2 separate regions of the Homo sapiens genome follow, and region 2 is linked to region 1. The links are chromatin contacts, found by Hi-C or POLR2A ChIA-PET in ENCODE. All regions are on one chromosome and are shown on one strand. The core of a region is the stretch at or near the end of the contact, and the rest is flanking DNA. Distances in the headings are between cores, read along the strand shown.

The links. A loop is a pair of places that touch in the nucleus more often than their neighbours do. ChIA-PET counts read pairs that join two places held with the same protein, here RNA polymerase II (POLR2A). Pooled maps may share reads with other maps.
Region 2: a map of naive thymus-derived CD4-positive, alpha-beta T cell shows a loop between it and region 1 (5-fold over the local background). The contact joins the promoter of GLTP here to the promoter of SELPLG in region 1. A Hi-C loop is called at or near these places in 1 of 168 maps with a recorded cell type or tissue (naive thymus-derived CD4-positive, alpha-beta T cell), 1 of 37 single-sample maps with no recorded cell type and 5 of 50 pooled maps. POLR2A ChIA-PET finds 5 or more read pairs at or near these places in 1 of 52 experiments (activated CD4-positive, alpha-beta memory T cell).

What each region holds. Positions count from the first base shown.
Region 1 is chr12:108,628,070-108,635,143 of GRCh38, forward strand. It overlaps SELPLG (selectin P ligand), which reads right to left and starts at 5,825. Exons shown (of 2, transcript NM_003006.4): 1 at 5,671-5,825. It overlaps LOC105369968 (a long non-coding RNA gene), which reads left to right and starts at 577. Exons shown (of 3, transcript XR_007063449.1): 1 at 577-680; 2 at 6,262-7,074. RefSeq lists enhancers at 3,739-3,888, 5,297-5,346 and a silencer at 6,587-6,636.
Region 2 is chr12:109,877,600-109,885,438 of GRCh38, forward strand. GLTP (glycolipid transfer protein) reads right to left here and starts at 2,942. Exons shown (of 5, transcript NM_016433.4): 1 at 2,673-2,942. The coding sequence starts at 2,775. It overlaps LOC124903012 (a long non-coding RNA gene), which reads right to left and starts at 3,802. Exons shown (of 3, transcript XR_007063455.1): 1 at 3,762-3,802; 2 at 3,516-3,575; 3 at 3,299-3,408. It also overlaps a transcript of TCHP not described here. RefSeq lists a silencer at 2,650-3,199 and an enhancer at 3,524-4,025.

The DNA.
Region 1 (7,074 bases), core at 4,575-7,074:
GACCCTGCCTCAAAAATAAAATAAAAAAATTTTAAATAGAAAAATTAGCCAGGCATGATGATGCACACCTATCGTCTCAGCTACTGGGGAGGCTAATGTGGGAGGATCGCTTAAGCCTGGAAGGTTGAGACTGCAGTGAGCCGAGATTGTACCACTGCACTCCAGCCTGGGCGACAGAGTGAGACCCTGTCTCAAAACAAAACAAGAAAACAAAAGTTCCAAGCTTACAGTAGGTGCTTAATAAATGTAACACACACACACACACACACACACACACACACACACACACACACACTTTTGCCTCCCAATTTGCCTTCAGGGCAGCAGAATTTCTTTGGGGTAGAGTTCTTATCTGGGGGAAGAATCTACGGCCCAACCTTGGCCCCACTTTCCTGGAGGCAGGGACTTTAGGAAGAAGCCATTAGCCTAGAGACATATTTCATACTTATGAGCACACTCACAGCTACCAACCCCCACTTGGGCAGTTCTCTGTTCCTGGAAGGCAAAGCCCTCAGCCACTTCCTGGAAGCAGAGAAGGTGGGGGCAAAGTTGCAAGGCCTGGTCTCCCTGGTTCCCGGGTTGGGGGAGGCATCTTGGTGAGTCAGGGCCGGACTTGCAGCAGGCCGGAGGCTGGGAGAATAACACAGAAACACGGAGGGTGCTGGGGCCCAGTTCTTCAGGTAGGCTGTCACTGTTGCCCACCCTTCCCCTACAGCCATCCCCACAGCCTCCTGCACCCAGAGACAGCTGGGGTGGAGGAGAGGCTGGGGCCTGAATCCCACATTTGCCCCCACTTAGCGGCTGTGTAAACTCGGGCAGGTTGCTTCACCCTCTCTAAGCCTCAGTTTCCTCATTGTAAAACCGGCAATATTGCTTAAAAAAAATCATCATGAGAATTGAATGAGTGTATGGAAGTTCCCAGACGCTGGCTTCCAGCCGGGGGTACTTTATCTGGAGGACTCTCTTCGGCGCTGCAGGCAGATGAGCAGAGGAAATGGAGGTCTCAGACTCAGAGGGTATGGAGATGGCGGCCTCTCTACCTCCCCTGTGGGTGTTTGGGCTTTGAGAAAGCAGAGACCTCCGTACCTGTTATGATAAGACCTGGTACATTCGGAAAGCCCAGACCTCCTTTCCTGGGCCCGTCTAAAGCAACCACCTTATCCTACATGTTCCTGGTGTCAGTGCTGAAAGTCCCTCAACCCCAGAAACCCCTCACTCCCAGGCAAACTGGGGGTGGGGGGTTGTTGGTCACCCCAGCCTGGTCCCTGCCATCCCACTGGCTTTAAGACACAGCAGCCTGGAGCCAGGCCACAGCTGAGCAGGCATCAGCCCATCTAACAGAAAGAAAATCTGAGGCTCAGCCAGGCACGGTGCCTCGAGCTTGTACTCCTAGCACTTTGGGAGGCCAAGGCAGGAGGATGACTTGAAGGCAGGGGTTCAAGACCAGCCTGGGCAACATACTGAGACCCATATCTACAAAAAAATTAAAAATTAGCCAGGTATGCTGGTGATGCCTGTAGTCCCAGCTACTCGGGAGGCTGAGGCCAGAGGATGGCTTGAGCCCAGGTCAAGGCTGCAGTGAGCTATGATCGCACCACTGCACTCCAGCCTGGGTGACAGAGTAAGACCCTGTCTCTAAGAAAAAAACATATTTTTTTTAATGAAAGAAAAGAAAACCCGAGGCTCTGAGAGATCTTGTCTCAGCTGAGGCCACACAGGTAGAAGGGGGAGGAGCTGAGTTTTCTCACCGTGTATGGCAGGTAGCATAATACCTCCTTAATATTTGCTACAGTAAATGTATTATACAACAATAAAAATGACATATGTGGAAGCCCCTCCCACGGAGGGATGATTTCATCCTCTCACTATCTGGTGACCTCATTCCTCCTCACCCCTGTGTTCACTGGCTCTAACGGTGCCATCACACTGATTAGCAAGCAAGGCCCGGAGCGGCGGGATCACTCCCAGGCCCCACCTTCCACCTCTCCTCTTCCTGGAAGGCCAAAAAACAGTCCCACAGAAGTGGGGCCAGGGCAGGGCTCCGACAGAGGCGTCTCCAGTGACCACGTCCTATTTGTCTCAACACTTGCCTAACAGAGTAGGTCAGAGACTGCTCGTTTGCCTCTTTCGCCCTAAAACCAGGCTGCTTCTGGCCCAGGCCCCATCTAGACCCCATATGGGCCCCATCTAGGCTGTGTGGAGGAGCAGGCTGCAGGGGGCCCAGACTCCAGCTCCAGAGAACCCGCCGTGTGGCCGCCCTGAGCTGCTCAGGAAAGATCCTCGTGGGGCTCCACGCCGCTAGGAACCTTGCACTGAGAATCCTGAAACTGGTGGTCAGAGCGGGCAGGATCTTGGAATGCTAAAATTCAAAAGACTGAGCATCTCAGGGTTTGGGTCAAGTAGTCACCAAGAGAAGGAAAGACCCCAGATAACTGAGGCACAGGCAGCAGATCTAAGTCTGGGTAGACAGGACAGGCCCTGCCCTGCCCTGCTGTGCCCTGGGAGTCACATCAAACCAGGTCAATCCCCAGCTCTGTCCCTTAGAAGCTGTGTGACCTGGGGCAACTCACCTCACCTCTCTGAGCTGTGGGTTCCTTAGCTGGAATACAAGGACAATGGTAGCACCCGCTTTTTATGGGGTTGTTGTGGGTTGAAGAGGGCCAGGGAAATGCTGAGTCCTCCCAGAAGCCTTTCCAGATTGCCCCAGGCACGATTAGTCACCTCCCGTGTTTAAATCATTTCTGCTGTTCATTTATTTTCTAAAAATGTATTCACATTGACTCCTAAACTTCCAGAAGGCAGGAACCACAGCTGTCTTGCTGATCAGGCCACAGGCCCAGGATTCAGCCGATGGGCAGGCACACACCCCTCGCAACACTCGCCCCAGTGGCTGGCAACCACTGTGGCTGTCTGCTCTGCTGCCCCCACCAGACCACAAGTTTTTGGAGGGCAGGAGCTCTCCTGGGTCTCCTGGCATCCCCAGGGGCCTCACTAAATGCCTCTGCAGAAGAGGACATGTGACTGAGGCAGGGGAACGTGCACAGAACTGCACAGCACGTGCTGTCTTCACACTTTTCACACCACATTTGCCAGCTGACACTTTGCAACCTCTTTCCGTCATCTACCTCAACTCACATCAGGGAGTCTCTGTAGACATTTTTTCCCACTTATCATCGCCCTTATGAAAGGTTTATTTATTTATTTAATTTTAGAGATAGGGTCTTTCTCTGTTGCCCAGGCTCGACTACAGTGGTGCAATCATAGCTCACTGCAGGCTTGAACTCCTGGGCTCAAGCGATCCTCCCAAGTAGCTAGGACTACAGGTGCATGCCACCAGACCCGGCTACTTTTAAATTTTTTGTAGAGATGGGTTTTCCCCATGTTGCCCAGGTTGGTCTCAAACTCCTGGGCTCAAGCAATCCATCTGCTTCAGCCTCCCAAAGTGCTGGGATTTATAGGCATGAGCCACGGTGACCAGCCCTCCTCATGAAAAGTTAATAGCACAGATATGCTGTATATCTGTTTAATGTTTGGTGGCTTGCAAACCACAGTGTTAGTTGAGATTTTTTTGTTACACCCCCCTCCCTACCCTCCACCCCACCAAGAACCAAGTTACACCTGTTGGAACCCAAACTTGCTGGCCTGATCCAGAGGCAGTAAGGTACTTGGCACAAATGAATTCAATGAGACCTACATCTGGTTAGTTGAACAACTGTCTTTAAACAGTTTTCTAAACACCCCTGTGTAGACAGACAGATTAACAAACACAGACCCCCAACACACACACACCAGCCATCTTATCTCCTTCTAGACCACTGGCCCCCACTGCCATCTTCCTGTTCAAGTTCAGCAAAGGAAGCCGAGACACAGGCCTAGGGTCACCACGAACTCCATGGGCATCCTGCAGCCAGAAGCCATGCCGCCAGAGGCAGCTGCTTCTCCCCTTCAAGCCTCAGTTTTCTCATCTGTAAAAGGGGCACTGTCCACCCTCCAAGGTTCTCGGATGATTGATTCCCCAGCTCCTCTGAATGCCCCACTCTGGGCCCAGCCTAGCAACCCAGCCCTTCCGCTCTCTGAGGTTTAACTCCCCTGGCTGCTGGCCAAGCCTGCTGAGGGAGGCATCAACCACCCAGGGCACGGCCTCGGAAGAGACTCTGGGGCTGTCTGAGGGCCTGGGAGCCACCTTCTGAGGCCCCGGCCCACTGAGGGGCCTGGCTCTGGGGGCCTCAAAGTCAGAGATGGAAAAAAAAGGAAAACAGAAGAAAGAGGAAAGAGGAAGAGAATTCCAGGCAACAGAAGCCCAGATATCGACAATATGGGGTGTGTGTGTGTGTGTGTGTGTGTGTGTGTGTGTGTGTGAATGTGTGTACAGCAGGGCACAACTGGCCCCCACCATTTCCTTTTAGTGTCCTGAAAGTATCTCAAATACAAACTAATAAGAGTATTCTAATTTTTTTTTTTTTGAGACAGGGTCTCACTCTGCCACCCGGGTTGGAGTGCAGTGGCACAATCTCGGCTTACTGCGACCTCCCCCTCCCAGGTTCAAGTGATCCTCCCACCTCAGCCTCCCAAGTAGCTGAGACCACAGGCATACACCACTACACCTAGCTAAGTTTTTGTATTTTTGGTAGAGACGAGGTTTCACCATGTTGCCCAGGTTGGTCTAGAACTCCTGAGCTCAGGCCAACCACCTGCCTCGGCCTCCCAAAGGGCTGGGATTACAGGTGTAAGCCACTGCACCCAGCCAAATATTCTAATTATTATTATTATTATTGTTTTCCCTTTTGCTAACAATAGTATCTTAATTCTAATATTTTAATAGTTTGCCACAGACAAGTGTCATTTCCTCAGTCTTATAAAAAGTGGGAAGAATGCATCTTTCTCTGAAAAGAACTTTTTTATGCGTCCATAACATGCAGCTTCAAGAGAAATCCTGCACTCCCCCTACTTTCTGGAGTCTTCCAGACCTAATCTCAGCTCTGCCCCTAAACAAATCCCTTCACCTCTCCCGACCTCAGTTTCCCATCCAGGAAAGGAGAGGATAAGATCATTTCTAGGGAAACACTCATGGTTTCTCTGATTTTCAAAATCAGAATGCCGCCAAGCCAGACGCTGCAGGCAAACTGGCCAGGGAGGGAAGTAAGTTAATGGGAGGCTGGGGCTGGTGGGTCACACCTGTAATTTCAGCACTTTGGGAGGCCAACGCAAGAGGCTTGAGGCCAGGAGTTTGAGACCAGCCTCGGCATCAAAGTGAGACCCCATCTCTAGGAAAGGTAAAAATATTAGCTGCATGCGGCGATGTGCGCCTGTAGTCCCAGCTACTCAGGAGGCTGAGGTGGGAGGATCACTTGTGCCCAGGAGTTTAAGGCTGCAGTGAGCCATGATTGTGCCACTGCACTCCAGCCTGGGTGACAGAGTAAGACCCTGTCTCAAAAAAAGAAGGAAAAAAAAAGTTGGCAGGAGCAGGATTCAGAAGAGTCACAGAATAAGGCCACAGACTCCAGGAAGACTTTAGTCTTGAGTCGGAGGAGCCTCAGTTTGCCCTCCCCAGGTGCTGCAGCTCAAGAAGGGCCTGGCGGTCCTACCCGGGCCTGCCAGCAGCTATAAGGCAGGCCCTTGGCCCATGGGGACCTCCAGCCACTCCCTGTGGTTTTGCAAGCCAGCACTTACCACCGTGCTCAGCAGAGCATGGGACAGCTGCCTCGTGGGCCCAGAAGAAGTGGCTTCTCTGCTTTAGTGACAAGGTCCCAGCCCACGCTGCCAGGCACTGCTGTGGCACCCCCTGCGGCAGTCCCGGATCCGAGCAACCCCCAATGGCTGTGTGTGGAAGGAGGAAGCGAGAATGTGGTTACTTAGGCAGGGCCATGTGACAGCCCACACCCCATTGTTTGTGACAGCTTTGGTGACAACATTGATAAAGACAGGGTGGTAGTGGGGCACCTCCTAGGTCTGACACTGTTCTTGGGTTCCCATAACTGTGAAAACACTGAGAACCAAGTAGAAGCTTTCTGGGGAGAAGTTCTTCGGTTTTGGGTGGGGCCCAAACTGAGAAAGGCCACAGCATTACTTCAGCAGCAATGGACAGTCGGGGCCAGAGGGAGCCCCCTGAAGGACAGGAGTGACCAGAGAAAAAGGAGAATGGTCTCGCTTCTTGCCCAAGATTGGTGGGGCGTGGGGAGGGGTGGGAGGTGGTCAGGGAGCAAAAAACACAAAATATGAACCTTCAAAGGGTTTGCAAATATGGTGTATTTCTTCTCGCAGGACTCAAAACACTCTCTGTAGATGCACAGCACAGGCCCTTTCAGCTGCAACCAAGAGCCTCTCTAGGGAGCTGGACTACAGATACCACAAGGGCAAGTCCTGCTTATCTTATTTCTTCATCCTAAATTTGTTCATTTGACCAACTCTGGCACTCCAGACTGCATGCCCTGAGGTCTAAAGGCCAGCAATTCTGGGCTGTGGCCCTCTGGTAGCCCTCCATCCAATGGGGAGGCCAGCGAGTAAACAATTCGGTGGAACATCATGCCACAATGACACAGCGCAGTGAGTGCCATCCTGCGGTGAGCAAGGGAGGGGCCTCTCCTTCCATCCTGGGTGGGGGAGGGAGGTTAACAGGAGGAGCTTCCAAGAAGTGGCACTTGAGATGACAAGCCAGGTGGGCATCCCAGGCAGAGAGCACAGCAGAGGCAAAGGCTGGGAGGCCTAAGAATACCCAGACACTTCCAGAAGGGAGGGAATAGGGGGGTCTCCCAGGATCTGCCCTGCGGCTTTGCACCAGGCAAGGGCTCAGGACATGCACAGAAAGATACTCATATCTTGCCTTGCACAAAGTTGTTTTTTTTTTTTTTTTTTGAGATGGAGTTTCACTCTTTTTGCCCAGGCTGGAGTGCAATGGCACAATCTCGGCTCACCGCAACCTCCGCCTCCCGGGTTCAAGCTATTCTTCTGCCTCAGCCTCCCGAGTATCTGGGATTACAGGCATGTGCCACCACCCCGGCTAATTTTGTATTTATAGTAGAGATGGGGTTTCTCCACGTTTGTCAGGCTGGTTGGTCTTGAACTCTCGACCTCAGG
Region 2 (7,839 bases), core at 1,692-4,191, 1.2 Mb after region 1:
CAGCCCCAAATGTTGGCAAGTGCCATGGTGGAAAATCCCTGACTTGGAGGAAACTGTAGCTGCAAGGCGTTTCACACTCCTGGTGTCCCTCACCCCAGAGCAGCTCCATTCAAGAGACACACACACCACCCAGATCATCCCGGTGACCAGACGCTCCCAAGATCTAGAAAAAGCCCCTGCATCACAGCCGACAAATGATCTTGATCAGACGTCCCAGAGAAAAGTCACTCGTGGAAGAATCCTCCTAAAGCTTAAGTCTTCAACCTTCAGGAGCAATTCTCCTCCCCCCACAGAAGAGAATAATGGTTCAAACGAACTATCACTTTTTTTTTCTTTAGAGTCCTAAGAATCAGCCTCTTTGGTGAACAGTAAACAGCTCTGGTGGGCAGAGGGCCCTGTGGTGGTTAACCCATTGTGGACCAACCCCACTGCGGCTTCTGTATAAATGGTACTTCTGTCAACAGATGTGACACCCCACAGCACAGGGATTGCAACAAAGACAAGGGTCCTTTGAGACCAAGGAAAGGGAGGAGGAGATGCTCTTTAGCCCTGGCACCAGATGACTGCTGGCTCTGGCTTGCCACCTCCCTCTTTCCTCCAAAACCAGCCAGATAATTGCATCAAATGATGATACCCCCAAATACAGAACGGATGTGCAACCTCGCTGAAAATAAGGAAAGAAAAAGCCACAGAGTTTAACCTGGGATTTCTCCACCTTTGACACTGCTCATGTTTGGGGCTGGATCATTCTTTGTTGTGGCAGGACTGTTCTGTGCACTGTAGGATACTGAGCAGCTCCCTGGCCTCTACTCACAAGACACCCCGTGCCCCATCCCCCAACTCAGTTGCAACAAAAATGCCTCCAGGCATTGTCAGATGTACCCTAAGGGGCAAAACTGCCCTCAGTTGAGAACCACTGGCTTAAATGGATTCTGAATCCCTGTCCAGGGCAAGCTGGCTCTGACTTGGAACTATTCCTGCAACCAAAGAGGAAACAAGCAAGCAAAAAAAAAACAACAACAACCAACAACATCACAAAATTAAACAACTTTTCAATGCTAGAGCTGGTTCGCTCCCAAGCCCCCACCTGGAGAGTCAGTATTATCTCAAGACTGTGACACTGATAATAAGAAAGTTTTGTGCATTCAGCAGTATTGACTGAGCATCTGCTATGTGCCAGGCACTGTTCTGGGCACTGAGGACACAGAGTGGATGTAAAAAACCAAGCCCTTGCTCTCAGGTTGCTTACCCAGGTCTGGGAATCATACACACCAGACAATTGCACTCCCTCAAACACCGATTAATCACTCTAGCAAGGAACCAAAACTGGATTCAGGAACTTAAAACCACACCCCCTACAGCGAAGACCTATTTGGCACTTACGGCCTCGGTACTTTACACACACCACCTCATCGACTCCTCACAGCTGCCCTAGGAGATCAGCATCCCCGTTTCACAGCTGGGGACACTGAGGCTCACGAGGTGAAGGAGGGGAACTATAGCCTCCAGGTAACCACAACCATCCCAGAGCTCAGGACACTGTGGGAACTACCACCCCTAACAAGCCTTCTTTGCCCACTAAGTCGGACTGTCTTAAGATCTCCTGTCTTTGGGTTTCAGGTGGACTCTGCCCTGGGGGCTGGTATTTTCCTGCAAGGCCACCAAGTGAACCAGCAGGACAGGACAGAGCCCACATGGAGAAGGAGAATAGAGGCTCAGGTTGCACCCTTTACCCGGGACCCAAAAGGCAAAGGGCAGGGGCAGTGGTGCTGGCTTCTAGTTCCCATTTTCCATCTGGGGCCTTGGCTGGACTGGGCTAGGCTGAGGGAGTGCGGGAAGAGGGTCTGAAAGTGGACCGCCTTCCCAATGCGCCCAGGAACTTCCACACGACATACAGGGGAGGGGCTTCCTCTCGTAGAGCCCAAACTGAGGGAGGAATTGGTGCCAAGCTCTGTATGTCTGATGTCACCTCACAAAACAGCTCCCCCGACAACCCTCACCCCTGTCCTAAAAGGAGGAAAAACTTTAGGTGGTTTCCCCTAGAAAGAGGCCCTGGAATTTTGCAACTCCATCTTCAAAACCCTCTCCTTGTCCCCGCCTCACCAGGCTTCCTACCCTTGGAGGGGGAGATGGGAGTCTTTGATCTGGAATGGGCGAATTCTGAGGGAAGAAGGAAGGGTTTGTAGGTCCCATGAGGGAGAGGCTGGAAGCGTTCAAAGAGAAGGCTTATGAAATGGGGGGATTCATTGTAAGGGGAGCGAGTTGAGAGCCATCAGAAAGCGCCAGGGATGAAGGACTTTGGGGAAGAAGGGGCAGGAGGCTTTGGGGGAGATGGTGGATTACAGAATGCCTAAGGGAGATGGAAGATCATCCGTGTTGGGGGCACGGATGATCAGGGGGCATTTGGGGGATATGTAGGACTGTGAGGTGTCTAGGGAGAGGGAGGATTTGGGGAGGACAGGCAGGATGTGACATGTTTAGAGCGGAGAGGACTTGGGAGTGGTCCGGGAAAGGGAGAATTTAGGGTGAGTGGAGGGAAAGAGGATCTTGGGTGCCTGGGGAAACAGTACTTAGGGGTGTCTAGGGCAGAGATGGTTAGGGGATGCTCGGGGGAAGGAGGATTCGGGTGCGCGTGGGGCTGCGGGCCGCCTCCCCCCTCCATTCCGGCTCACCGAAGAAGGGCGGCAGGTGGGACACCGCCTCGAGGAAGGGCCCGGTCTCGATCTGCTTGTCCGCGGGCAGCGGCTTCAGCAAGTGTTCGGCCAGCAGCGCCATTTCGGGGTCGAGGCCCGCGGTGATGCCCCAGCCGGCGCCGCGGGCGTCGACACCGCCCCCCCGGCCGCCGCCGTCAGCGCCGGGGCCGTCACAGCCGCCCGCCGCAGGCTCCGGGGACGCCAGCGTCGCCACTTCCGCCCGCACGGCGCCCTCGTAGCCGAGCGCTCAGCGCCGCCCGCCGGCCGAGCGCCTAAACTGCCGGGCGCGCCGCCCCGCCCCCGCTCACCGGCTCCCAATCCGCGCCCGCCGCCGAGGTCTCCGCGCCCCCATTGGCCGGGGGGCCGGCCGGGGGCGGGACGCAGAGGAGGTGCGCCGGTTCATGGGTCCCGGAGGGCCCAAGTGAGCCGCTCCCAGGTGAGTCTTCCCCAGGTGTGCCTCCCGCCGCCCCCGGTTTGGCCCCCCAATCCGGGCGGGCCGACTCGGGCCAGGTCACAGCTCACAACCCGCCCACCAGCTCGGGTTACAGCCCCACCCAGCCAACGCTCCCCAGGACCCCCGTTTCCCCCAAAATTGTACCCCAGTAACCCCAAGTGACCTGGGTGGACACTGCTCTCCTGTTGGTCACGGTTCTCTTTCGCTACAACCGACGAGGACGCTCGATTGCTTGATTCTTGGTCTTCAATGACCTTATACCTGTTGAACACTGCTGAAGTCACAGTCTAACTCAGCCACTGCCCTGCTGGACAACTCCTGCTTCCCGAAATCTGGGGTCCAGTCTGCCCTCAACAGTCTGATGTTACCTGTTGTGAGGCAGAAAAATAGGGCCTGGAGGCAGGGAACATAAGGCTGACTTCCTAGACCTAAATCAAAAAGCACCTTAGCAATGACAGGAATGTAAACGGCTTTGCAACTTCACTTCATCCTCTCCATTCACGCCCTTTACACTTTGTAACTTCACATTCATCCTCTCCATTTACACAGACCACACACTCCAAGAAACATCCTCTCCATTTATACTTTGTAACTTCACATTCATCCTCTCCCACCAAGTAACATCCTCTCCATTTGCACATCCTCTCCATTTGCAATAGGGCACATTCTGAGTAAATGACTCTGTGACTTCACTTCATTCTCTTCATTTACATAGAATATTCACCAAGTAACCAATGGGAAACCTCTAGAGTATTGAGACCCTAGAAAATTCTGTAAGCAGAGCTCTTGAGCCTCTACGCTCAAGCCTGCTCCCAAACTGTGGGGTGGACTTTTCGTTCTCAGTAAATCCTTGCTTTTGCTTTCCTTGCTTCGTTTGTGTGTTTTCTCCAAGATGCCAAGTACCTGGACACCTTCTACTGGTAACAGCTGGAGCCAGCCCAGTTTATACCAATTCACCCACAACCTGGACACTTGTTTCCCAAACCTAATGTCTCTCCAACAGCCCAGGGTCCAGCTTCTCACACCTTGAATCACAAGTCATCTCAGCCACAACCCACCTAGATGCTTATGTCCTAAACCCAATGCCCAGCTTATGCAAAAATCTAACACACCATTGTTGAGAGCCTCTTATTCATTCCAGAATAAACATTTGCCATCCTTCCCACCCCTCCCCCACCCTCCACCACTATGTGTCATGCACTGCACTGGGCACTGAGGATAAAGTGAATGATACAGCAAAATCCCTGCCCTTGTGGAGCTGACAATCTGGTTGGGAACACAACACAATGCAATACACAAATTGGTAAGACAACTTCAGACACTGATGAGTATGTGAAGAAAATAAAACAGTGTAGTGACGGAGGATGACTGAAGCCTGTTGGCTGAGATCGGATGTAGGGGTTTGGGAGCAGTACCTCTGAAGAGGTGATATTTGAGCTGAGACCTAGAGGAGAAGTAGGATAGAGCCAGGTCAAAGACTTGGGGTGTGAGTCTGGCCAACATGGTGAAACCCCATCTCTACTAACAAATACAAAAGTTAGCTGGGTGTGGTGGCAGGAGCCTGTAATCCCAGCTACTCAGGAGGCTGAGGCAGGGAGAATTGCTTGAACCAGGGAGGTGGAGGTTGCAGTGAGCCAAGACCGTGCCATTGCACTCCAGCCAGAGCGAGCGAGACTCCGTCTAAAAAAAAAAAAAAAAAAAGACTTGGGGTGTGAGGCACATGAGCAAAAGCCTTAAGGTAACAAAGAGCTTAGTGTGGTGCAAGGAATCGGGGGGCCAGGGGAGGAAATGGGAATGGGTAAGTGAGGGCAAGAGTGAGTAGGGTGATAGGAGTTGAGGTCAGGGAGGTGGGCAGAGGCTGGAGTATATTGGGGCAGGAAGGGAGTGGTGAAGAGTTTGGATTTTTTTTTTTTTTTTTTTTTTTTTGAGATGGAGTCTCACTCTGTCGCCCAGGCTGGAGTACAGTGGTGGTGCAATCTCGGCTCACTGCAACCTCCGCCTCCCGGGTTCAGGCAATTCTCTGCCTCAGCCTCCCAAGTAGCTGGGATTACAGGCATTTGCCACCACGCCTGGCTAATTTTTTTGTATTTTTAGTAGAGATGGGGTTTCACCATGTTGGCCAGGCTGGTCTCAAACTCCTGACCTTGTGATCCGCCCGCCTCAGCCTCCCAAAGTGCTGGGATTACAGGTGTGAACCACCGCGCCTGGCCAAGAGTTTGGATTTCATGTTAAAGGCAATAAGAAATCACTAGTGCATTTCTGCTGAATCTTATAGAATGTTTTCTTTTTTTTTTCTTTTTTTTTTTTTGAGAGACAGGATCTCACTCTGTAGCCAAGGCTAGAGTGGTGTGATCACAGCTCCCTGCAGCCTCAACCTTCTGGGCTCAAGGGATTCTCCCGCCTCAGTCTCTCAAGTACCTGGGACTACAGGAACATGCCAACATGCTACCCTATTTTTTTTTTTTTTTTGGTAAAGATGGTGTCTTGCTATGTTTCCCAGCCTGCTTTTAAACCCGTGGGCTCAAGCGATCCTCCCACCTTGGCTTCCCAAAGTGCTAGGATTATAGGTGTGAACCACTGTGCCCAGCCTGAATGTTTTAATCTTTCAGAGGGCAGGTGAGAGAAGAGGTTGTTTCAAACCATGACCCAGGTAGAATCAGGAAGTGAGAGGGGCTGGGGAAGATAAAGCTAACATCAACTCTTGCTCATACCCAGACCCTGACATGCTCCATCAAGTCAGATCTCCTACTGATAGGATCCCAAGCCATCAACTAGGCTTGTTCCCACCCCACCCAACCTCACTACCTCGAGCATCCTATGATACCATCTCCTTGAAGCCTCACTGCCCCGCCCCGCACCCTGTCCTAGTGCCAGAACCCCACCCACCTGTCAGACGCCTCTATCAATTCCACACAGAGATTGCACCCTATGTGGGGACCTCTGGCATCAGACAACACCCTGATTTCTCAACACTTTCCATTCCAAACAAACCATTCAGACACTATGGCTGATTCAAGAAGCACCTTGCCATAGAACATAGGCTTGATGCACTGAGATAGGTCATTGCTCTGAGATAATGCAGCATCTTGAAAGTTCATCCATCCATTCATCTACCCCTTCATCAATCCAAAAAATATGATTAGTGCCTGGCCTAGGGTGGATTTTTGCTTTCCCATAGCTTGTGACAGGGGCCAGGCTAGTAGCATAAATGGGTGCTGTGGGCTGAGTGTCACACAATGAGGAGTGGTGGAGACTTTGGAGAACTGGGGGCCACATAGCCCATCAAAAGGGCACTATTAGTCATGCATCATGGCAAGTGCTTGTAGTCCCAGCTATGTGGAAGGCTGAAGTGGGAGGACCCCTTGATCCCAGGAGTTGGAGGCTGCAGTGAGGTGATTGTGCTACTGCTCTCCAGCCTGGGTAACAAAATGAGAAAAAATCTTTTTTTTTTCTTTTTTTTGAGAAGGAGTCTCACTCTGTCACCCAGGCTGGAGTGCAGTGGTGCAATCTCAGCTCACTACAAGCTCCGCCTTCCGGGTTCACGCCATTCTCCTGCCTCAGCCTCCCGAGTAGCTGGGACTACAGGCGCCCGCCACCACACCCGGCTAATTTGTTTGATTTTTAGTAGAGACAGGATTTCACCGTGTTAGCCAGGGTGGTCTGGATCTCCTGACCTCATGATCCACCTGCCTCAGCCTCTCAAAGTGCTGGGATTTCAAGCATGAGCCACTGCACCCGGCCGAATCCATCTCTTAAAATTAAAAAATAAATAAACAAATAAATGGAACTATCAGGCTCTTCACCTGACTACTCATCCCCCAGAGCTGCTAGCTTTTCCAGTTCTTCAAGGGAAACCAGAAAACTAGATCCGTAGGTAAAAATTGCTTGATTTTTAAATGTTGGCAACTAACTTGAATTTGTTAAGAACAAGATGTCAGCCACACAAAGCATTTTTTCTTTTTTTTCTTTGACACAATCTCAAACTCACACAAAAGTTACAACTACAGTCACAAGGTTTCCTTCCTGAACCATCTGAGCATAAGTTGCTGAAACAATGCCCAATCACCCTAAACACCTGAATGTGTATTTCCTCCAAACAAGGACGCTCTCCTGCAGAATCACAGTACATCCATCCATGCAGGAAATTCACCCTGATGTACGGCTACCACCTAATCCTCAGACCTTATTCAAGGTTTGCCATTTGTCCCAGTAATGTCCTTTGTTTTTGTTTTTGTTTTTTGAGACGGAGTCTCACTCTGTCGCCTAGGCTGGAGTGCAGTGCTACGATCTTGGCTCACTGCAACCTCCGCCTCCTGGATTCAAGCGATTCTCCTGCCTCAGCCTCCCGGGTAGCTGGGATTACAGGCACCTGCCACCACACCCTGTTAACTTTTTATATTTTTGGTAGAGATGGGTTTTCACCATGTTGGCCAGGCTGGTCTCGAACTCCTGACCTGAGGTGATCCTCCCGCCTCGGCCTCCCAGAGTGCTGGGATTACAGGCGTAAGCCACCGAGCCCAGCCCCAGGACAGTAACTTTGTAGAATATCCCTCATTTTGGTTTTGTCTGATGTTTCTTCATGATTGGATTCAAGTTGTACATCTTAATACTAGAAGCAGCTATAGATTTTGTGTGTCACAAACTATCACAGAAGTGATGCTCTATCCTTCTCATTGTATCATAACAGATGAC